3 separate regions of the Homo sapiens genome follow, and all the other regions are linked to region 2. The links are chromatin loops, found by intact Hi-C in ENCODE. Cell type or tissue: Caco-2. All regions are shown on one strand.

The links. Peaks named below come from ENCODE experiments on the same cell type or tissue, not always from the same donor. Only the 100,000 strongest peaks of a DNase experiment are listed, where the experiment ranks them.
Region 1: a loop joins it to region 2, with 21 times the contacts of the local background. A loop is called at or near these places in 20 of 110 quality-filtered maps.
Region 3: it touches region 2 in a loop (2.3-fold over the local background); 5 of 110 quality-filtered maps call a loop at or near these places.

The regions. Positions count from the first base shown.
Region 1 is chr2:58,127,521-58,135,520 of GRCh38, reverse strand. VRK2 (VRK serine/threonine kinase 2) reads right to left here. Exons shown (of 13, transcript NM_006296.7): 9 at 3,593-3,713; 10 at 322-380. Among named protein-coding and RNA genes, the nearest start is that of VRK2, 85 kb to the right of the region's middle. In Caco-2, no CTCF peak of the experiment used is centred here; no DNase peak of the experiment used is centred here.
Region 2 is chr2:58,443,884-58,451,883 of GRCh38, reverse strand. No RefSeq gene overlaps it. Among named protein-coding and RNA genes, the nearest start is that of LINC01122, 73 kb to the left of the region's middle. In Caco-2, no CTCF peak of the experiment used is centred here; a DNase peak (open chromatin) is centred at 3,653.
Region 3 is chr2:58,237,478-58,245,477 of GRCh38, reverse strand. FANCL (FA complementation group L) reads left to right here and starts at 4,153. Exons shown (of 14, transcript NM_018062.4): 1 at 4,153-4,260. The coding sequence starts at 4,165. RefSeq lists an enhancer at 3,806-3,965 and a silencer at 4,506-4,555. In Caco-2, no CTCF peak of the experiment used is centred here; a DNase peak (open chromatin) is centred at 4,097; H3K4me3 peaks cover 1,712 bases.

The DNA of each region.
Region 1 (8,000 bases), 320 kb after region 2:
CTCTAGAAATACCAGATACGGTTGACTATTAAGCCTGTGCATGATTCTCAAAATAGAGATCTTAAAAAAAAAAAAAAAAGCACTAAGCAGAACCTAGAATTTTCCACCTCAATATCTTCTTTTGAGGTTTTTTGTGTTCTAATGTTAAAGATGATTTAAACATTGTGTTCTTTAGCAACTTATTTGCAACATGAAGAGTTCCCTCCTTCCCACCCTGATGGGAATAGGAGCAAGTGGGTTAAGCAAAAGCTACCAAACGATAACGACAAATGTGGCAACCTGTAAATCGTAAGAGAAGGTTGAAGTTATTATTTGACTTACAGCAACTGCTTCCAGAAGGAGCCCATTTAAGCACTGACTGGGGGAGCTCGTCCAACAGACTAAAACAAAATAAGGTAATGCACAATGAACATGTTTTCAACCCTGTGATTATTTTGACTAGAAAACAAAACACTCTATGTGTTGGTAGGTCACCAAAATTGTGACTTTCAATGCTTTTTTTTTTGTCACCCAACTATAATGGATAGGAAAGTAAGCAGAAGTAGAGGAGAACCCTCAATGCCCACAAACTAATTTTATATCAATAACCTAGACTAACGTAGGGGCAGAAAGGTGTGATCTCTTTTCTCACCCACCATAAGGGTTGCAGCCAACATTCCTATAACAAAAGACCAGTTAACAGGAGAAAGTATAACAAATTTATTTAATTAAAGTTTTATATGACACGACTTGAGAAATGAAGACCAAAGACCCAAGGAAGTCTATCTTTATGCTTAGGTTTGATGAAGAATAGACAGCTGTGTAGGAATGTGACTGGACAAAAGGGTATGTTCTAATGGTACTGAACTGGGGCGGGGGGATCCAGCAAAGCCTGTCCATATTCTTTTTTTTTTTTTTTTTTTTGAGACGGAGTCTCGCTCTGTCGCCCAGGCCGGACTGCGGACTGCAGTGGCGCAATCTCGGCTCACTGCAAGCTCCGCTTCCCGGGTTCACGCCATTCTCCTGCCTCAGCCTCCCGAGTAGCTGGGACTACAGGCGCCCGCCACCGCGCCCGGCTAATTTTTTGTATTTTTAGTAGAGACGGGGTTTCACCTTGTTAGCCAGGATGGTCTCGATCTCCTGACCTCATGATCCACCCGCCTCGGCCTCCCAAAGTGCTGGGATTACAGGCGTGAGCCACCGCGCCCGGCCCCATATTCTTGATGTATGTAGCATTTATTCCTCCTGGGGATGGGGCAGGACCCCTTTGGAATGAGGGTCTTAAAGGGAGAAGGGAGAGGGTGACCTTCCTAAGTTTAATGCCTTGCTTGGGGTACAGGGGTTCTAGTTTCTATAACCCGCTTTGGGGAAGAGGAATTCTGGTTTCTATGACTCTCTTCTTGGGAGGAGAAGGGATGGGAAACAAGAGGGCAGGAGAAGGTCAGAGTGAGACTTGGCTTCTGAGGTGGCTTCTGGGGCCATCCAGTCTCTTTCAGTTCAAAGGTCTCAGCATGCCAAAGCATCACACTTTGGGGTATTGCTCTCTGGGCCCCAATACTAAACAAGATGGAATTACAGGAATTATAATATAAATGCTTTAACTCAAAGTTTATGTATGCAGAAACACAGAAGTAGTAATATTTACCATGATTTTTTTTCTCAAAAACAACAATAAAAAATTCACGCAAACATTGTATCTAAGTATATATGTGCATTGTTCTCCACTGGGCAATATTTTATGCTGTCCCATGATTAAACAGGTTTGTGGGATGCTCAACTGGTAAGTATAATGCAAATATTCCAAAATCTAAAAATATCTGAAATCTGCAACACTTCTGGTCCCAAGCCTTTCAAGTAAGGAATACACAACCTATAAAAACATTCAACTAAAATTATTTATATGTGTGAGTGAGTCACCACCTCTGGCATAGGCAGAGTAGCAACAATACACACATTGATCCAGCAGCATGCTATGTCAGGAAAATAAAAGGCATAAGGGAGATACAGTGTCTTGGCTGAATATACAATCACACCCTTATGGGGAATTTCAGTGTCATACCTTCTCAGCAAGTTGAATAAATTATGATTATGTATTATGTACTATAATAAGTTTGAAAATGTCTATGGTTTATCTGAATTATAAACTTCATAATATGATATTGGCTTTACTAGTCTATAGGTTTACATTATTAATCAAGTCAAAATGAAGATATTAACATATGTAAGAGTCCCCAAAATGTAAATAGAAGTTATGCTTGATTTATTAGCATTATACATGTAAAATAATAATTTTATATGACATCCTATTATAAATATGCATAAGCAGGTATATTCATTATAGATACCTATAATGAATGTATCTGTATATGCATATTGATAAAAAGTTAAAGCAAGTCATATTAGTCTTATCAAAAAACAAATATATAATCATTAGAATTAAAATGTTAGTTTTTTAAAATAGCATCATTACTTTATTACAGTATTCTAATTAGGTAAACTAGTTGGAAAATTAAATACAAAAACTGTTTATACATCACTGTGTTTTGACTTGACCCATATTTCGAAATGTTACATGAAAGTTAATATGGACACATCAATCACTGCAGTAAATAACTGATTTAGTTCTAATATAGATTTATATAAATGTTTTAGTTTTGGGTAAGGGACTAGGATGATCAAAATTCTGAGTGGAGAAATGTTTCATATATGTCAGTATTTACAAATGTAATATGTATTTTTCTGAATCTGCAGGCTAATCTTTCTCAGTATTAAGAACTGATGCCACACTGAATTTAAAGATAGATTTCTATGAATCAGCTAATTTTCCCCTGGCTTTGTACTCTTCTGTTGTGATTTTCCTACTTAAAACTTAGCTTAGCTGCTGCTTTTGCTACCTGTGGATAACTACTGTTGAGCATATCTTGGTATATAATGAAAAACTGGCTATTCTGTGCTCTATGCAATTGACTTTTTCTTAGGCCTGATCAGTGAGAGAATTGTAAAACAGTAACACACCCTGTTCTTAGTCTGACCTAATTTTTATGCTAGCCGAATCCAGGTAATAAAAACTGAATGTAGAATATTAAAAATGTTTATGTGGCTACAAGATTATCTCATATAAATAGCTCATGTAAAAATTTTGTTTCTTAAGAAAGAAAACATACTTCCTCCAAGACAGAAATAAGAGGTATGTTGCTCTCACTTGAAAAATATAAGCCCTATTTGTCCCATTTCATAGTGCTGTTTTACACAGTTAATATCAATCGTACCAAGCTCAGACTACTTCAACATACTTGTACAATGCTAATTTGAAAATATTCTTCCTTGAAAACACTACCACCTAGAATCTAAGCTTTGGAAATACCATGTAAAAGAACAGATATTTCACTTTATATTTTGCACTGTAATTCAAATACATGTCTTTTTACAATGTTACCTTAATGGATTTTATGTGTTAGTTGTTTGGTTTTTTTAAAACATATTTTTCAAACTAAAGAAATTTGCTTTGGTTGTCATGTTGGGTGAATGCCAATCTTCTCTGTGTTGTTAGCTCCCTTTAATGTATCCCTTCAGACCTGGTGCAGTACATGATGAAATACTTGAAAATTTGTACTTTGTTTTAGCAGTCTGCACAGCCACAGGGTCCTTCAGGTTCTGTTCCCAGGGAAGTTTCCCACACAACCACCGCAGCATGCAGTAGCCGAGGATCTCAACGTCACTTCGTCTGGACAAGGCTATAGGAGTAAGCATTAGAGAGAAAGATAAGGGATAAGCAAGTCCTTGAGAAATGGAGAAATCTTTGGTTGAACTACTACTGATGAAATATGAAAAAGCCAAATAGGCAAAATGTTTTATTTGTTCAGCTGGAATAAAACTTAAACGCCCAAGCATTTGGCCCCAGTCCACAGACAGGCAGTGACTGGTTGCTGTTGAAAGTAAGGGTCAGTTTCCTCACCTCCTCCAACTTCATCTTTCCTTAGTCTGGCCTGTCACATGAACTTGATCCCCATGGCCTCTGACATGATCCAGACAACCCATAACCCAGCACCAACACTTTCTCAAAGAGCCAAGCAGTAAAACAAAGAAATAAATGTCTGCAGCTAAATTACTAACATATGTTCCAGGAAGTCCATAGGGTCTGCATTGGTCATGCAGAGACCCTCTGAGTGCAGACTAAACATTGATGGCCTTTCCTGTTCCACTCACACTAGCAGCATTTGAAGTTGGAAGAATATGACAAAACTGCCATCTAGTGTGCAGTATTAAAAAAAGGGTCTTTCTGAAGATTTTTCAATCACATGAAAATACAATAAAAATATATCTACTGCTTTGGATAATTTTACAAATATTATTTTTAGATATAAGCAGCAGCAGGCTAAAATTCTGGTCCCATATCTATATAAAACGGAGGCAATGGTATCAGAGGCTGGGGGGAGAGCCAAATAGAGGCCTTCAAAATTTAGAATAAGATGCCTTTTCCTAAAAAGTACGTTAAAAGCACATTTTCAGGCCCTTGTATCATTTTATATCAACCTATTAAATGCTGTAGTCTAATTTCATAATTTATATATATTTATAAGTACCTTATATAAGAAGATGGACAATGAAACCTAGGAAATGTATGAAATATAACTGATACATATTAACAAACCACTGAAATAATTATTAAAACATCAGCAAATACCCGTAAAATAAACTCATTTTTGTAGTCATTCAAAATTGTTATAAAACAATAGGCTGGTATTTACATTTCTGTCATTACTCGAATGTTCATCTGTGTAGGGATATATAATCTCCTAAGAGCAGTAAGTGGCTGTTAAACCTGCTATAAACAGGTATCCTATTTTATTATCTTTCATGAAATAAACTCTGAAAAGTTACTCAGTGAACTTAGTTTTTAATTTAAAAAGTCATCTACTAAGAACAATGATGCCAACACATCGTAACTACTTTTGGTTACCATGTATAAGTTATTATAAAAGCAGAAGACATGATTAGCTCTTACACTCTAACTGCTATTAGCGTATTGGATTATTAAAGGCCCTTCAATCTAGCAGAATGCTACAGTCCCATGGGTGCCATTTACTTTCTGCACAAGCTTCAACAATGTCCTAATGCAAGACTTGGCTCTCATATTAAAATAAAAACACAATCTCTACCACAGTGTTCTGTAGTGATTTCTTCAGTAATAAATCTCCCATTAATAATGGAATGGTTCCACTTGTACAGATGTGTTCACAAGTCTCCTTTCTATTATGGCAATTCCTGATTACCATCACTTAAAAAATCTCATATCCTCTAATTTTCAAAAAATGATATTCTGGCACAGTGTTTGGATGATATAAGCTACACACAAGAGGCCCTTTGAGGAAAAATAATCAGAATTAAAATAGATTGAACCTTCCTAGCCATTTCCCCCTACCCCCCAATTGAGGGATTAATTGATATGAAGCTGTAAGTAATGACAAGTCATTTAGATTTCTGAAGCCAATCTTTCATAAACTGGTCTTCATTTGAAATAGCCCTTTGAGAGTTAACTTTACTTCACTATTATAGTTTGGTCTTACCTAATTAAAATACATTATCACATTTTTCAATCTTTTATTTTCTTTTTTGCACATCGGTATTAATAACTACCGTTAGGTGAATGTTTTGCCACTGTTTCTGATAAGTCCTGCATAAATGCATGCAGTGATAAAAAGAACACCCAATAGTCACCCTTTCCTTTCCCCACACTGAAGAGTGACTAAAAATGTTTCTGACTACATACCTCTACCTGAAATTCCCTCTCAGAAAAGCAAATTGAAAAGTTTGAATGTTTAGTGAAGTTAAAATCTTAGACTTTGCCAATGATTGTCTTCTTTCCATCTACTGTACACAGAGGAGTAATTTTAATACCTGTTAAATTAATTAAAAACAAATGTTCTAGATGACAATATTAAAATCTATGTATGCATGTATAGTTTACACAAAGAATTGATTATAGTCTGAGACTATTAATGTCTAACTATAAAAATTTTTTTTTAATTTGAAAGTTGCTTCTTTAATTATACAATTTTCAAATTCATTTTAAAACATATTAAGTGAAGCAGTAAATAGAGCTCTGGACTAGGAATGAGATCCAATTCTATCCCTGCCACTAATATTTTACATTTTCAGCTCTAAAATCAGATGATACTGTGCAATGTATTTCTTTTTAATATATTTTCATTCATTTGAATAGAAAATACATTATGCACTGTTTTGTTTCTGAGTCATGTATTTGCACAATTTATTGTAATACATAGGGTTCTTCAGTGGCATTTGGTAATTAATGTAATTATGGACAGTATATTTTCATGCAGATGTCCTAAAATGAAGTGTTTACTTATTATTGCTTGGAACTGTAATGAGATTTAGTTTAGATTTCTAAACTTTCTCAAGTTAGTTTCTAAATATTATTAATAGCATCTAACTTATATTGAGCTTACCAATATGCAGTAATATACATCACTCTTTTTGTTGAAAGCCTGTGGTATTCTCAAATGTTCTACATTTCTAAATTATAAAGTATTGCCAAAGTAAAAACAATTAGAAAGAAATAGGCACAGGTGAGGATTTAAATTCTATTTAACTAGAAAGAAAATTTTAGAAATGGCTGATAGTAGAACGCATAATTAAAATAAAAACAATTGATGTGATTTATGGAGAGCCGCTACTATGCCTGGCACTCTACCTGCTTTTTATTATTTCATCTCATCTTTCAAACAATTTAAAGTAAGTATTAGCCCTATTGACAAGTAACAATATGGAGTCTCAGAGAGGTTAAATAATTTGGTCAATATCACAGAGCAAAAATTAATAGAGCTCAGCACTGAAATCCAAGTCTTTCAAAAACCAAAGCCCGTGCTCAATCTTGCAATTACTTTGTTGCCAGGCGCGGTGGCTCATACCTGTAATCCCAGTACTTTGGGAGGCTGAGGTGGGCAGATCACCTGAGGTCAAGAGTTTAAGACCAGCCCGGCCAACATGGCGAAACCCCATCTCTACTAAAAATACAAAAATTAGCGGGGCTTTGTGGCACACACCTGTAATCCCAGCTACTCAGGAGGCAGAGGCAGGAGAATTGCTTGAACCCAGGAAGTGGAGGTTGTGGTGAGCCGAGATAGCACCACTGTCCTCCAGCCTGGACAACAGAGCGAGACTCCATCTCAGAAAAAAAAATAATAATTACTTTGCCTCCATCATTAGTTTTAATACCATTCAAACAACATTACACACAGGACTTCCATAGTGAGGAAGGTATTTGAAGCAGGCATTTAAACTTAAAGCACCAAGACATACTGACACAAAAATAGTTGTTTTGGCAAGGAATAAATGAGTGGAAGATCTGGATATCTAAGCTGCAGCACTGACCAAATTTTTCATGTTACTATCCTTTCATGAAACTATTTCTTTCAAGTTATTTCATTCCAATAAAGAAGGATCTTTAGTTAAAATATTTAATTATAAAGTGACAAACGGTCCTTCTAAACTGGTATAAGAACAACAGATAAGTTATCTTAGCGAACTAGTCCTTGGTTTAAAGACAAACTGGAATAAAATTAACTAGCCCAATTCACCAAATGGACTGAAAGAGGAATTGGGAGAAAAAGAAAAGTCTAAGTATTAATTCCAAGATTTATCTCCCTGTTTGCCTAAAGTGTTTTCTGTTTATTTCTTATACCGAGTAACATTATGGAGTATGAAGAAAAACAGGGTTCGGTAGGAAATAATGAAGTGAACTTGAAAATTTCTGCATCAAGCAGAGTTCAAATGCCCAAAATATTAATATGTGTGCTCAGAAAGACAATAAGAAAGCAGAAAACATCTGAATAAGATGTTCACCTGACAAAGTGAATGGTGACTATCTGCAGAACAAATTTAAAGTCTATTCTTAGTTTTCCAACTGGTAACCTATGTAATTCAGTATTTTGTCAATTCTGATGTATAAAGATCCAGAATATTTTATGGTGACCATGACTTACTGCAATTTCAAAAAG
Region 2 (8,000 bases):
AAGTAATTGAATAAATGGCAATGGTGGTGGTATATTGATTGAAATACAGAACACTGCAGGAAAAGGGTTTGCAGAGTGAGGCTAAGTGGAAACCAAGTGTTCTGTGTTAAACATGCTAATTTTGAGATGTCTATTAGATGATGATAAGCACTTGGAGATTAGAAGAGAGGCAGGTGCTAGAGAAAAACACTTGTGGTCATCAGTACGTACATGGGATCTAAGCCATGGGAATAGTGTATTGCCCCAACAGTGAGTGCAGATCCAGAGTATAAGACATGTGAAGACTGGTCCCAGAACACACCAATATGTTCAGGTGGCAATGAGGGGGAGTGGGAGGAAGATCTAGCCGAGATATATGATGAAGGACCAGTGAGGTAGGAAGGTGACCCTAGGTGTGATGTTCAGGAATACTCACCAACACCAAAAAAGTGTTTCAAGTGCATCAGATGCCGTGAGATGTCAAAGATAAGTATAGGGAATTTCAGTAGAGTGACAAGTATAAAAGCCTATCTGTAGTGTGGTCAAGAAAGAATAAGAGGCGAGCAGGCAGAGAAAACCAGTACCTTAGCAACAGCATCTTGCCAAATTAGCAAAGCATCACTTGAAATAGTATTTCATGTTGTTCCTTAGTTCTTTGCTGCTTAATTTTCAGCATGGCCTCCAGCCATTTTAGTATTGAGCTTCTGAGTTCAGTGTTTGGTGCTGCAGTAAAAGCTTCATTTTGAGCAGTTTAAGTAAGAAATAAAAGAAGGCAGAAATCAGGCAGGCACTTTAATATAGGATTTCTCTATAAGCTAAACTATGTTGTTGTTAGCATTATATTATACTGGCTGATTATCTGATGTTAACACTTATAGTAATTTTTTCTCTAAATATGTCAAAAAGAAGTTAAAGAGCTGCAAAACATCCAAATAACAGAAATAATTTTTAAACCATATGTTGGATTTAATGAATGTTTAGTTAAATAGAAATAGGCTTTGAGGACATCAGGTCTCTGAGATAATTTTGAAAGAGCAGGAGGAAGGTGACTGACGATGTGATTGCTATAATAATTTTTATTTTCTTTTTTTCGTTTTAGTCTGGAGAGATTGGACTACAAAGCAAAATGAACTGTTATACAGACTTAGGTGGAAAGTATACTCTCCTACCAAAAAAACCAGTTGTTTTCCTATTTCTTTCTGCACTTAATCCTATCTTCAATGTGCCCTTTTAATTGACTTTAACACAAATATTATGAATATGAATTACAAGACAATATTAAAGGTAAAAGAAAACTTAAAATGACAAGCTAAACTGTTTCACCGAAATGTATTTGCATGTGTCCAAACCTTACTCATATATCAACATCTAATTTAGATAAACCTCCATTGAGGCCTTCCCAGTCCTTTCTTCTTAGAATAAGTCTCTTTCTCCTATACATTTGAATAACATTCTACCTGTAACTCTCATTCATCTTTTCATTCATTCAACCAACATTACTGAGCACTTATTATGGGCTGGTCCTCTTCTAGGAGCTTCAGATGCATCAGTGAAAAGAGGAAAAGACCCCTGCCTTATGGAGCTGAGATTCTAACAAGGAGAAACAACAATAAATAGAATACACAAAAAAAATCACGTAGCATTTAAAAGGTGATAGATTCTTTGGAACATGAAATGTAGAGCAGAGTAACGGGATGGGAGTGTAGGGGGTTGCAACCTGTAATGCAGTGGTTAAGATAGGGTTTACTTAGAGGTGACATCTGAGCAAAGACTTGAAGGAGGTGAGGGCATTAGTAACATAGATCTGTGGCGAAGACCTAGAACAAAGAACTAGAAACGCGCCTGGTGCTGTTGAGGGACAAAAAAGAGGCCAGAGGGGCTTGAGGGAACCTGGGGAGGGGAAAGGTAGTAGGAAATAAGGTCAGAGGCCATTGGTGTGGGGGTTTGAAGGGACATATCATGGCAGTGAAATGAGTGCTATTACAGAGTTCTGAAGCTGAGGAGTGACATCATCTGACTTTTAATTTAAAAGGAGCTTCTGGCTGCTGTGTTGAGAGTGCTGGGGTGTGTGAGAAGTAGGAGTAGGGGGACCAATTAGTAGGCCCTGTAGTTATGTAAGCAAGAGATGATAGTGACTCACACACTTCATGCAAGCACTGGAGCCGGTAAGAAGCGGTTAGAGTTTCATATCACTTTTTTACTTTTGTCATATTATGTACATGTCTTATTGCCACTTCTAGACTCTGCACTACTTGAGGCCAGAATTTGTGTTCATTTTTGCATGTCCAATGGGTACTCAATATTTTTAATGAATAAATAAATGAATGGTCACTAGACAAAGAATCTAGCTTATCAATATCTTTGGCACACACCCTGAATTTCAAGGCGTATTTATAAATGGACAATAGCACCACCAAGAGCATCAACTTTGAATAAGGGCAAAAAAAAAAAATGAATAAAATCTACATACTGCAGAACTGATAGCAGAATAATATAAAGGGAAAGATAGCCTTTATTTTACCTGTGTTTTATTTAATTTTTGATGAGTGTTTAGAAGTAATCTATTATATTTTCTCTATGTTCTTCTTGAAGTAAAGTAGTAGCCAAGGGAGAGAGAAATTTCTGTAGCATACAGACAGGTTCACAGTAGGTTTTGTCATGGAAATATTTATCATTATAAGAGCCAGTCAAGTGACATTCCATAATGCTAGCCCTTTCTGTAGTTAACACTGCAGGGAAGAAATCTCTCTCTGTCTTCAAATTCCAGTATAATAATAAAAAAGAAAACAACAAATGCATATAAAATAAATAACTTCTCCAACACATACGTACTCGACATTACAACAGAAAAGTTATGCAATCATTTGCTATTAAATCACAAACTTCCAAAACTTCAAAAGAGCAAGAGGAAAATTCCTTCAGAAAAAAACAAATTACCCATGTATGGATAATGTCCATACATAGTTGCAGAATATAGCTAAAGAAATGTTCTTTTTAAATAAGTGGTCTACATTTTAAAACTGCAACATCCAAATTGGGTATAGAGTTTGAGAAAAAGCTGCTATGTGCAATGTGGAAATAATTTATAAATACTTATAAAACATTCAGGAAGGGAGTAGATTTCAATACCTTTCTTTAATATATAATGTTTTTAAAGAAATCATTACAGTAGCAATGAATCTTTGCGATGGAAGCAGTAGTTTTACAGTTTGGATTCTAGAACCACAAAATTCCTGATCAACTCTGTAATTAGAAGGGAAATTTTCATCTTTCTAAGTTGTGTCTCCTATTTCTCCATTCCCTATTTCTATTTTCTCTAGTAACCATTGAAAAGATCAAGTTCAACTTATGACAAATCTAATTGAAAAATACCAGCCTGAATTGGAGGTTAATGTTTTCAGACAGTGGTTCTGCCATCTAATCATTCCACAAATATTTATTGGGTACTTAATATTTCCTGCCAAAGAGATAAGGTCATTACCTTTAAGAAGTTAAAATTTAATGAGGAAGAGATACAAACACGCAGTAAAATAGTTTGACAGTGCCCTAATAGAGCTATGCTCAAGGTACTACTAGGCCCACTCAGCGTGCTATGGGGACGCAGGGAGGCAGGGAAGGCCTATGGGAGGAGGCGCTGTTTCCACGTTGTGAAGGATGAGCAAAGCTGGTCAGAGAAAACAAAGGGAAAGGGAATCCTCAGCAGAGGGCGCCATGATCATGATCTCATTTTTAGAACTGCCCCAATAGCTGTGGGGAAGACAAAAGTGATAGCAGTAGGCTGGAGGCAGGAGGATCACTCCAGAGGCTTAGAGGAATCCAGGGAGGAAATCATGAGGGTCTGAACGTAGGAAATGGCAGTCGGAAAGGAAACAAGGGGCAAGTTCAAGATATATTTAGGAAATAGACCATAAAAGATGTGGCATTGACTAGTCAGGAAGAATGAAGAGAGGAAGAATGAAGAAGAATGAAGGACAGGGAGGGAGTTAGGAGCTTGAGAGGCTGGATATATGGAGAGCTGAACTCTAAGGGAAGAAATGCAGGAGAAGAAATGGGTGAAACAACAGCAGAGCGGATGTTTTTTGAAACTCAAAAGATTTGTCATGACATGTATTTGACATTATGACTAATTGACAAATATAAACTAGCTGTGGTATGAAGATATTCTACCCACAGAGCCTATTCAGAGTCATGAACATTACAGAGATCACTGAGGAATACTTGAAGAAACTCCTTCCATTCTCCCTGGTCACCAAATGTAAAGTATTGACGAGATAGAGACTAGCAGTCAGTATAGATTTTAGATATTTGTTTAGTGAATATTTACCAATTTTAGAACTTCCATTACACAATCAGAGGCATGGCTTCTGAAAAAAAAATCTTAGCATACTGTATTTTCGTGAACATTAACATATATAATGGAAAGGAGAGTAAAACAATAATTTTTAAAATATTTAACTTTATTTACAAATTAATGGTGACTTTTTCATTTCAGATCTTAAGTGTCAAGTTAATTCACTCATTAAAATTTAGATACATTTTAATACCCTATTATATTTTATTATTCAAGGACTTTCTTACCATACAAAGAAGATGAAATGCTCTTTCAGACCAGTTATCATTTCTGGTTACTATTTCCTTTTTTTCTTGTCTGATTCCAAATGTGCACTGGGAATATCAACAATACCCATGAAATAAATCCCTTCTCAAGCAGGACATTCTGAGTATCTGATTTATCACTCTGCATAGCTCCCATTAAATAATTTCTACAGTTTCAATAATAACCACAACTCTAGAATAATATATACTAGGATGCTCTATTTCAAGATCTGTAAAACTAGACATATATGAGAAAAATTTATAATATTTTAATATATTTCTGGACTCATGAATAATGAGTCATTTTTGTTAGATTATACAAATATGATCCACCAATAAAACATTTCATCTCAAATGTAACCAGATTTTGTCTACCTAGTATAAAGTAAGGAAATCCTGCATACTCCAGCAAAAAAAAAAGAAAAGAAAAAAGCATTCTCTAAATCAGTGTTCAGTGTTTTTCAAATTGCAGATGTGACCTATTTGTAGATCATGAAATCAATTTGGTGAGTTACAACCAGCATTTTTACACAATGGAATAGAATACAAAAGAACAGATATCAGAGTATATTACATTTCATAAGAGTATGTATGGTTTTGTAAAAGTTTGGTATATATGTATGTGCATACTGGGTACTAACATTAAATATTTCTTATCAGGAGTTGCATTTAAAGAAATTTGAAAGCCCCTGGTTTAAGTAACTTTGTCCACAGTATTGCTGAGACTTGTCAGGGGTCTACAGCTCAAATGTGAAATGAAAATAAATTTTAAGAGATGTGAAGATTAACTTTTCTACAACAGTTCTCTGAAACTCAAGCACTCACTTACTTTAAGCTGTCAAATATTTTACAAAATAATACCTAACAAATAGGATCAAAGGTTTCTCCTATACTATGTTTTGTAACTAAGAATATGTGGTCCAATATCACTAAATGACAGATTCTAACTTGCTTGATTGAGCCTTGCTATTTAGTAGTCATTACGGATAGAAGTTTCATTTAGTTGCATTGATCTTGTATTTAACTTTAGAATAAATTCAGAAGCTGAGCCATAAAATGTATGGTATGAATCCTTAACCCATGAGGACCCTTAAAAGGTCAAGAAAGCAACTGTAATTCCCACAAAAAACACACAAATGCATATGTTATCATTATATATAGCCTACACGAATATGCCCCAACATGTTATCATTAGGTATAAACCAGAGAATATTCTACAGTATTTTAATTCTACTATACTTAAATAATACATAAAAGACACAAATACAGTTTTCATTTTTATGCTCCACTGCAATTTTATGAGGTCTAAAAAACATAAAAGTTACATACAAGTCTTTATTTATGCCACCAAGAGTAAGTTTTATCCTTGGAAATGCTTAAAAACTTGGCCTAATACATACTGCCCAGTTATTCCTCATCCTTTGATTCCTTAACCTATATTTTTGTGAATAAATTTTAAGTCAGAAATTACTGATAAAGTATCAGTCATGAGTTTCACCTGAACTCAAAATTCTCCTCTTTTGAGAGAGCTATAATAAGTGGAAGTTTATATTTTATTTCATTGCTATCATTTCATTCCTTAGGTTCTTTATGGTGTTTTTAAAAATCCATAATATAATTCTATGAGAGTTAACATAATAGACTGTAACAGCTGTTATGGTCTATTGTGTAAATAAGTAATTACAGAATTTACAGACTATCATGTAAATATATAATTATGGACTTTTTAAAATGTGCATTATTTACTCGATAGTCTATCGTTTACATATGTAATTATGGACTTTAAAACATGTATTATTTACTCAGTCTGTAACAGCTCCTTGGGACAGAGTCGTTCTGGCCTATCGGGTAAACATGTAATTACAGAAATTTTTTAAATATGTATTATTTATCTGATAGTGCTGCTACAGATTATCACATCCATACGTAATCATAGATTTTTTAAAAGTGGGTATCATTACTTTGTAAAATGCTTCTGCAAGTCAACTCAGAGACTTTCAGTTCATGGCTCAGTTATCCAAAACTATGTGGTGATTCCTCCATATAGAATATTTGCAAAGAAAAGTGTTTTTTTTGCAAGTAATCTAAGTAAATTTTCAAGTTTCCTGAAGAAGTTATAAAAAACTGACCCCAAAGAAAACAAGTCATTTTGAGAACTGACCCCAAAGAGAACAAGTCATTTTGAGAGACGGGATATTTTTATAATAGTCTCTAGCTTAAGGTTCTTTTATCTTTCATTTTTTCAGTTATCTACATTACCATAATATTTATTTTTTAAAGCCAGAACCTCTTAATTCATCTGGTTTCTTTAAGGCAGAGTATCTGGCATGCATTTTACCTGTTATCTCCTTTAATATTCAATTATGTACACCTCCTTATGCAGTAGTATACTGGTAAATGTTTAACAGTTGGCTGGAGTGAGGGGGATTTAAATCACTCGCCATTTTCTGTGGTGTAAATGATCCCACCATGGCTGATTTCAAGCTACCAAAGGGATGTCACTTAACTCAATGTCACTCAACTAGTGAGCCATACAAGCAGGTAGGAGCCTATTTCAGCACACCACTACCTCTTACATCATTTCACATTCCAATTATTGAATGTCTTTTAATGTAGATTTTGAGGAAGTTAGAAACAAAAGTCTAATTGCTAAGGGCACATGAGGTGTTTAAAGCTTAAAATTAACGGACACACCTTCAATTAACAATCAATAAGAGACCTCTTTCTAGGTTCAGAAGATGCCAAAACTTTCTCTTAATCAAGTATGTAAGCAGCACTCTGGGATTGGGGGCAGGGAACGGCATTGTTTGGTACATCTGGTAGGAGGCCAATCCTGAGGTGGTTCATTACAACTGAGGTACACCTATGAAGAATAGTTTGGCAAAAAATTTAGAGATAAGTATCATGAGGGTGGTGGGGCTAGAAAACTTTAAGATGTATTCTAATCCTGTGAGCTGTTTTCATGATTTAATAAATAAGGTAAAGGTTAAATATATCGCATTTCAAAAAGCCATCCATACTTCCACAATTGTGCATTAACAGATTTAATTACTCTTTTTAACTGAGTAGTAAGTTGTAAGCTCAGCTAGACAATTCTAGAAGATGGAACTTCAAGAGAAATGCCATCAAAATAAACTTCAGATCACACTATTAAAACTAAGGATGTTAAAGTTGTGCCTTTTATTTTAATAACAGACTAAATCATTGCTCTGTACTGCAATTATAAGAGCAAAACTTTGTACTACTTGTACATTCCAGTTTTTTGAAATATATGATTGAATATTCATCAATAAATGACAAAGATTTACAGTGTATTCAAAGATTATTAATTACTTCCAATACTCTTAGTTTTAAATCTGGGGGAGAATATACTGATCTGCCTGCAGAGCATGGACAAGGAATCAGTGTGTATATATATATATATA
Region 3 (8,000 bases), 210 kb after region 2:
AAGTACAAAAGAGCTGTTAATCTCTCTAATCAGTGGCTTTCACTGGGTGTGGGGATGGTGTTTCTTGGGAAGAGGGTCTTCGTGCTTTGCTAAGAAGAGGGTTGTTTAATAATCTGGATTCTTCTATACTTTTAAACGGCCCGTTTACATTCTTATCCTTTCTTTAGATGATGACCCCATAAATATTCTTCTGATTCCAGCCCAATCTTTGTAACCCATCAACTCTTTTAGCAGACTTAACCCTTAAATGGTCTTTTGTTTACCTGTAGTTGGGTTGTGGGTACCATTGCTCCTCAAGTCTACAGCCCAGAGTGAAGCAGAAATTGTTATTCTGTACCTGCAATGGATCTAGACTCATTATTGGTAAAACCTACCTACCAAGGGAGTGTGCTCCAAAAGAGTTGGGGTAGGGTTATAGGAGCCAGGTTGTCTTCTCCATATATCACCCTACCAGACTTTGGTCACATAATTAAGTCTTTGTAGTTTATTTCTTATGGATATGGTCTTTTCAAGGCTGAAAAATTATTCACTACATCGCAATTTATAAACTGCTGTTTAGTGCATGGATAGAAAAACAGGCAAGAGCAAACTGATCTTTCAAATTAATAAATGCTTTTGCGTGATCAAATCCAAAGGCCTCTCTATAATTCTCAGTTTTTTCAACCTTTAGGTAGCATTTTACACTCCTGATCATGCCTTAATCTTGACTATCTGCTGTCTTTTCCATTCTATGACACAGTGCCACAGAGAATAGGATATTATTGGCTTGCTTTTCCAGTTTTTTTGAAAACTCTTTTAAATGGCTATTCTTCCTTCACTTTCCCCTAATTTTCATTTTCCCTTTATTTTCACATTTCGCAAGTCTCTTCCTTCATCTTTCTTCTCAGCAGACTCAAACAATCTCTCCTTTATTAATCTTATTAATGTTAATGGCAGGCATCCTATCTTCTTCCATTACTGGTGGGAACTGGGAGAAGAAACTCTTGGGACATGGCTAAACATTTGGGCTATAAAATAAGGATAACAGATGCTAATTGGAATGGTATAAGCATTTTAAATTTTAATTTTTAATTTTAAGACTAATAATTCTCCTTTAAAAAATTAAAATATAAAAGATAAAAGTCTCCATGGGCCATTATCTCCATTCTTTGTTCCCATCTCCCTCCCCTAAAGTAACCATTGCTAGTAATACAGAGCAACTTTACTTATATATTTGAATATAAATGTTATAATAGTAAGCATACCATTCTGGAATTTGTGCTTTTTATTTGTCAAAATGTTTGGATATTTTTCTGTGTTAGAATATAAAGTTCTTCCTCAGGCAATAGCATTTAAATAGTAGTAATTTTTGTGGCAAAGTATATAAATGAAATCCTGCCTAGGATACCTGGTGGAACTTGAACTTTAATGAGGATCTTTGTGCAGTTTGTCAGAGTGATTCCAAAATTGAAATCATGCTGATGGTGGTAGAAGTAGTTCCTTGGCTTTCTGATCTTTAAACATATTGAGCATTTTTGTTTTTTTTTTTTTTGGATTTTGGGGTGGCTGACTTCAACTGGGCTATATATAAATGGTTCCAGCACAACCACGTATGAATTGATGATGGTAGTGAGTATCCAACTTTCAGTCTTGAACACCTAAGGATAATAGTCGAGTAATTGAATTAAAAAGTTTTTATATGGTATCTTACCTTGTTCCTTGGTCATTGGATTTCTTCAATTATAGATTTTATTGATAAGGAATGCTCATTTACAAGTTCAACTATCATAACAGTGACTTGGATGTCTTTTCTTTAAAATCTAAGATGATAAATTAGCAATAAACGTGCTGGAAATCTTTAAGTCTAGTTACCTAATTATGGGGATTCCGAATCAAGGAGCCAACTGCTTTTGGCAAGTGGTCACACTGTCCAGTGTATCAATAGTAAAGGTGAATGTGATGTAAGGTCACAGCCAAAAGACTGTGTTCCAGGAAGTGACTCCTCACCAGACACCAAATCTTGTCCTTGCGTCTTGATTTTGGACTTCTCAGCCTCCATAACTAAGAAATAATTAATTTCTGCGGATTACCTATCCAGTTTATGGTATTCTGCTATAACAACCCAAATTAAGATATTTAGTAAATAATTTATTAGCACCTACGATGCAGCAGGAAATATGCTAAATGATTAGGGAGAGCAATAATTTTCAGAAGATTAAAAAAGCTTTCCAAAAAGACATAGCACTTGAGAAGAACTTTAAAGAAAGGGTAGAAGTTCCATGGGGGAAAGTGTGGTGGTGGGGAAGTTTAACATACTGGATACAATAAAGATCTTAATTCACAGATAAATTATAAAGTGCTTGAAGTAAGGGACTATATGTTCTCTTAATCTTTGTGTTGATCCCACTTTTGCACAGCCTCTACTTTATTCTTATAGGAAAACATGTAGCATGGCCGTCCTTAATTACCGAGTTGCAAAATAAAGCAGGTGTTATGTCCTGCCCCTGCAGAGATCCTCAAACCTTAGCATGCATCAGAATCACCTGGAGAGCTTGTTAAAACGCAGACTGCTGAGCCCTATTGCCAGTGTTTGGGATTCCCGAGGTTTGAAATAGGGGCCTGTAGGGAATGAGAAACATCTTTCTTTCCTGTTGCTAGATTCCTGTTTGAGTCCCTTATAAGAAAAGACAGATTAATAAGAGAAAAGCGTGCAAATTTATTTAAGTTTTATGTGGCATGGGAGCCTTCAGAGATGAAGCCCAAAGAAACAGGAAAACCTGTGCATTTTTAGAAGGAACAGTGGACAGTTGTGGGGAAGTACGGTTGGACAAAGCATGGTCTAATGGTAATAAACTGGGGTAAGTTGTCAAAGGTCTTTTTGTTCAGATTCTTTTCTATGTCTCCGTTTCTTTAGAGATAAGGATATTTCTTTCCTGTGGGTATAGGAAGAGCACCTCTGGATTGAGGATCCAATGACCCGCCTCAGGGAAGAAGGATGGGAGAAGGTCAGAGAGTGATCTTAGGTTTTGTTGTTTTCTCAAATGTCAAGGGGCCATATTTTGGGGTAGCATATCCTGAACCCCATCAGCGGTGAAAACTTGTATTTCTACATAGTTCCCAGGTGATGCTGTTGCTAGGTTCTAGGATCACGTTTTGAGAACCACTGCTTTAATGTAATTTATATCTAACCACTGCTCCAGCATTCTTTTCTGTAAGCATCCAGAATGCTGTGACAAATTCTTGTCAAACTTTAAGAATCTTCAGGATGTCAAATTCTGTCTTGAGGTCAATAAAGATGGGTAGGGGACGAAATAATCTTTGCTCAACCTTTGGCACATTACAATGATGTTTTTCAAATAGTAGGGCTCAAACGTGATGCATTGGAAAATTGGAAAATTGGAAAATCAAATAATCATATGGTAAATATTTTAGTAGGTTTCTTATTTAATCAACTCTTAATAAGATGGGATGGATAACATTCCTGAGTTAGAAAAACATATTGCAAGCGCTGTCAGAGGAAAATTAAGTTCAAGTCCATCAGCAATCTTTACTCATGTTTTGCTTTATATATTTGTGAGTGCCGTACACAGAACTGAGTCCAGTGTTGACTTGAGTCTAATCAATACACATATACGTATACATGTGTGTGCCTCAAATATATCTGATTGAACTTAGTAAGCCACAGAACTGTAATATATATGATATAATCAATGTGTTATACATTATATTACAATAATTATACACAAAATAATACATTATTCTGTATGTTAAGGGAGAGAGGACAACAGCAAAGAAGACAGAGTGCTACAACGTCCAGGCTGTAAAAGTCATTTTATTCTGGAGGAAATGCAACACCAAAGTTGTAACAGTCTTTCAATAAAGTAAAACAGAATCATCGAAAGGGCTCCTGGGACAATTGAGGCTAGAATGATCTTGGTCAGTCAGTCCTGTGGACTTGAGGGCAATCTTCCCTCCCACTACCGGTTGGGGAGCCCTGATGTCGCCTCCCGCAGAGCGCCACTTGGCCTGGCCTGCGCTTCACCTTCATTTCCGCCCGCGGAATCCTCCAGGATCTTCCCGCCAAGGCTGGGGTTTCCGCTCCGCGGCGTCCGAGCGCCAGCGGACTGCGCATGTGCAGGACCCAGCAGGTCTAGAGCTTTTCTGTGTTTCTCCGGACTTCGAGCCATGGCGGTGACGGAAGCGAGCCTGTTGCGCCAGTGCCCCCTGCTTCTGCCCCAGAACCGGTCGAAAACCGTGTATGAGGGATTCATCTCGGCTCAGGTACCCGCCCAGTGGTTGCTTTCTAGCTAAGAGAGCCTCTTGCAGCGTAGCTGCGCGGAGAAGTCTGTGACGGGCTAGGAGGTTAGGGGCCCAGACTTGTGGGGATTGAGAGGGGCGGCGCGTAACGGCTCTTGGGAGACTAAAGGTTTGAGAAGCGCCGCTGTCGCCGCCACCCCGGTGGTCGCCGCGCTGGATGGGGAGCGAGGAGGCGCGCGGCGTGGAGCGGGGCTGGGGCCACGCCTCCTCTCTCCCTAGCCCTTCCCCGAGTTTGGCTTCCTTCTTCGTTCAGTGTCCCGCAATTGACTGTTTTTTAATTTTTTTTTTGTAAATTTTGCCTTAACTCGATTTTAACACCCTCCACCTCCACGGATGTTGATGAGTTCACTCGGGAATCTGGGCTAATTATTTTCGTGTTTCCTGTAGAAAGAACATTTGGGAAGAAAACCTTATTTTGGCCCTTTGCCAAGTCGTATGTACCTGTACACCCACAGTTACAATATCTTCTAGGAGAAGCATGACAGCAATGGAATTAATTAACTTTGCTGATTCCAGTGGCCTCTCATATGGAGTTTATTACACATACTAACACATGTGTAGGGTTTTGAAGTTTACAAAGCGCTTTCCAGGTAAATAGTTCACTTAATCCTCAGCCCTTTGAGGCAGAAATTTTTAAAAGAATCATCATTCCCATTTTCTAGTTGAAGAAATCAAGGTATGGGAAACCGGAGACGTTATTTGCTGATGATCACATCAGAATCCCTTAAACGCAGGCTGTGTGATTTCAGTCCTGGATTTTTTTCTCTTTACATTGCACCAGGATACCTTAGGTTAGGAGTGTAGACTTTTCCTTTCTGACCATTACACTCAACCTTGTGCCCACTTCCCCACCATCACGCATAGTCTTTGAGTATATGTGGAATTACCATATGACCATCACAGAAAGTAGAGGTTAAAAATTCATTATTCCATATGGAAAAAAGTTAATCCACCTTTCCCTCTCCAATTAGAAGTATTCTTCTTGAATTACCTAGCTGAAAATATGATTCTCTTGTAGACAACATTTAGAAAAGTTGAAAAATTTTAAGTTACTTTTTTTTTTTTTTTTTTACAGGAAGCATGTTATACCTAATTTTAGGCAAAATACTGTTATGTATGTCTATATCTGCTAAGGCCTTTTAGGAAACAAGTACACCCATTAGAATTGAGATTAGATGAAAGTTTCTTTTATGACCATTGCTATAGCTAGAATTCCAATTTGTACCTGCCTTAGCAGTTTATTTAAATCTTAAACATTTTACGTGTCTAAAAATATTTTGTATATATTTTAAATTTACAGAAAAGTAGCAAGGATATACAGTACAAGTAATTCCAGTATACCCTTTACCTAGATTCACCAGTTTACATTTTCTCCATTTTACTGATCATTGTTAAGTATATGTATGTGGGTGGGTGTGTATACACATTATTTTCCTGAACCATTTGAGGTCAAATCAGGCGTAGTTCCCCTTTATCCCTAAATACTTGAGCATACATTTCATAAGAACGAGGACACACTCATACATAACCACAGTACAGTGATTAAAATCAGGATATTTAATGATATACTATTATCTAAGATAGAGTCCATATTTCAAATTTTGTTTATGATACAGTTGTATGTTTTATACCCCCATCCCCTACCATCTGTTGTTAAGATCCCACATTACATTTAGTTGTCATGTCTAACCTGGAACAATTCTCAGTCTGTTTGTGTTTTTTATAAGCTAGACATTTTTAAAGAGTACAGATTGGCTGTTAGGTAGAATGTATCTCAATTTGGGTTTGGATGATATTTCCTCACTATTAAATTCAGCTAATGCATTTTTGGCAGGGATACTACAGAAAGATTGTTTTGTCCTTCTCAAGGCTTGTGAGGTTACCTGGTTGGTTCCATTATTAATGATGTTAACTTTGATCACCTGGTTAAGGTATCATCTGTCAGAGTCTCCTTTTGTAATTAATAAGTACTTTTGGGGAGGTACTCTGAGGCATCAAACTTTCACACACATTCTCTGGTTTTAGCGTCCATTGACTTTTGCTTGAGTCGACTATTACTATCACGGTTGCCAAATGATGATTTTCTAACTCTTGTCATTTCTATATTTATGAAGTGGCAATTCATTATAAGGAGTAGCATTGCCTGCTTTCTCATTTATTTAATTATATTAGAATGGATGCATGGACTTTTAAAAAAATTACTTGATTATAATCATTATTTATTTTGATCCTCGAATTGTCCCAGATTTGGCCAGTGAGCAGGTTTTATGTATGTAAGTTTTTAAGGCTTTGCATTTCCTCTCATCAGTGTTTTAAAAGTATCCTATAGATGCTGACATGTAGCCTTATAACCACCATTTTTAGAAGCTATATGATGTCAATTTACTATGCACCTTAATAGGTTGTAAAAATTTTCTCGTGGAAGGTCCTTTTTGGTTTTTAATTTTGTTGCTGATTTCTAATTTTTCTTGTATTGTAATTAGACAGTATTGTTTATAAAAAAGTCTCCATGGAACTTACTGGTACTTTTTCCTGTGACCTAATATGTAATCAGTTTTAGGTGTTGTCTCTATTATCAGATTTTCTCTTTCCTTTTGAGTGAGCTTTGGTAGTTTGTGTCTTTCAAGGAATTTGTTAGTTTCATCTAGGTTTCTGATTTTATTGGCTTAAAGTTATTTACAATAATCCCTTATTATCCTTTTAATGTCTTTAGGATCTGTAATGATGCTCTCTATGTTGGTTATCTTTTGCTGCTATTTACTTCAAACCTTAGTGGCTTAAAACAAAAACAATTATTGTCTCACTGTTTCTGTGGATTTGAAATTTGCGAACAACTTGGATGGTAGTTCTTGATCAAAATCTCTCATGATCTTGCAATCAAGATATTTGCCAAGACTTTGATGGTCTAAAACAGGGTGTCCAATCTTTTGGCTTCCCTGGGTCACATTGGAAGAAGAAGAATTGTCTTGGGCACACATAAAATACACTAATGATAGCTGATAAGCTAAAAAAAAATCACAAAAAATCCCATAATGTTTTAAGAAAGTTTATTAATTTGTGTTGGGCTGCATTCAGAGCTGTCCTGGGCTGCCAGTTGGTCAAGCTAGAGGTGGAGGATTTGCTTCCAAGATTGCTCATTCACATAGCTATTGGCCATGAGGCCTCAGTTTGTTACTGCTCTTAACAGGAGGCCTTAGTTCCTCACCACATGGATCTTTATAGTGTTGCTTGACTGTTATCACACATGGCAGCTAGCTTCTCCTGAGTGTATGATACAACAGAGAGATCAATAAAGATGCACATTCTCTTTAATCTCTTAGTCTCTGAAGTCACACACATTTACTTCTGCTTTATTGTGTTAGATGCAAGTTTCTTAGTCTATATTCAAAAGGAGGGAAATTAGGCACCAACTCCTAGAGGTAGGAGTGTCAAATAATTTATGGATATACGTTAAAAATAGCTTTCATCCTCATATCTGATGTAGGTAATTTATGTCTCATTTTTTCCCCCGATACATCTAGATAGAGGTTTATAAATTTTACTGATTTCTTCAAAGAACCTGTCTTTAATTTCTTCAATTTTTTTCTATTATTTTTATGTTTCTATATGATAGTTTTCTGATCTTAAGTTTCCTGATTTCTTTAGATGGAAGATTATTGATATGAGATCTTTCTTCTATTCTAGTACAGATATTTAGTGCTTTA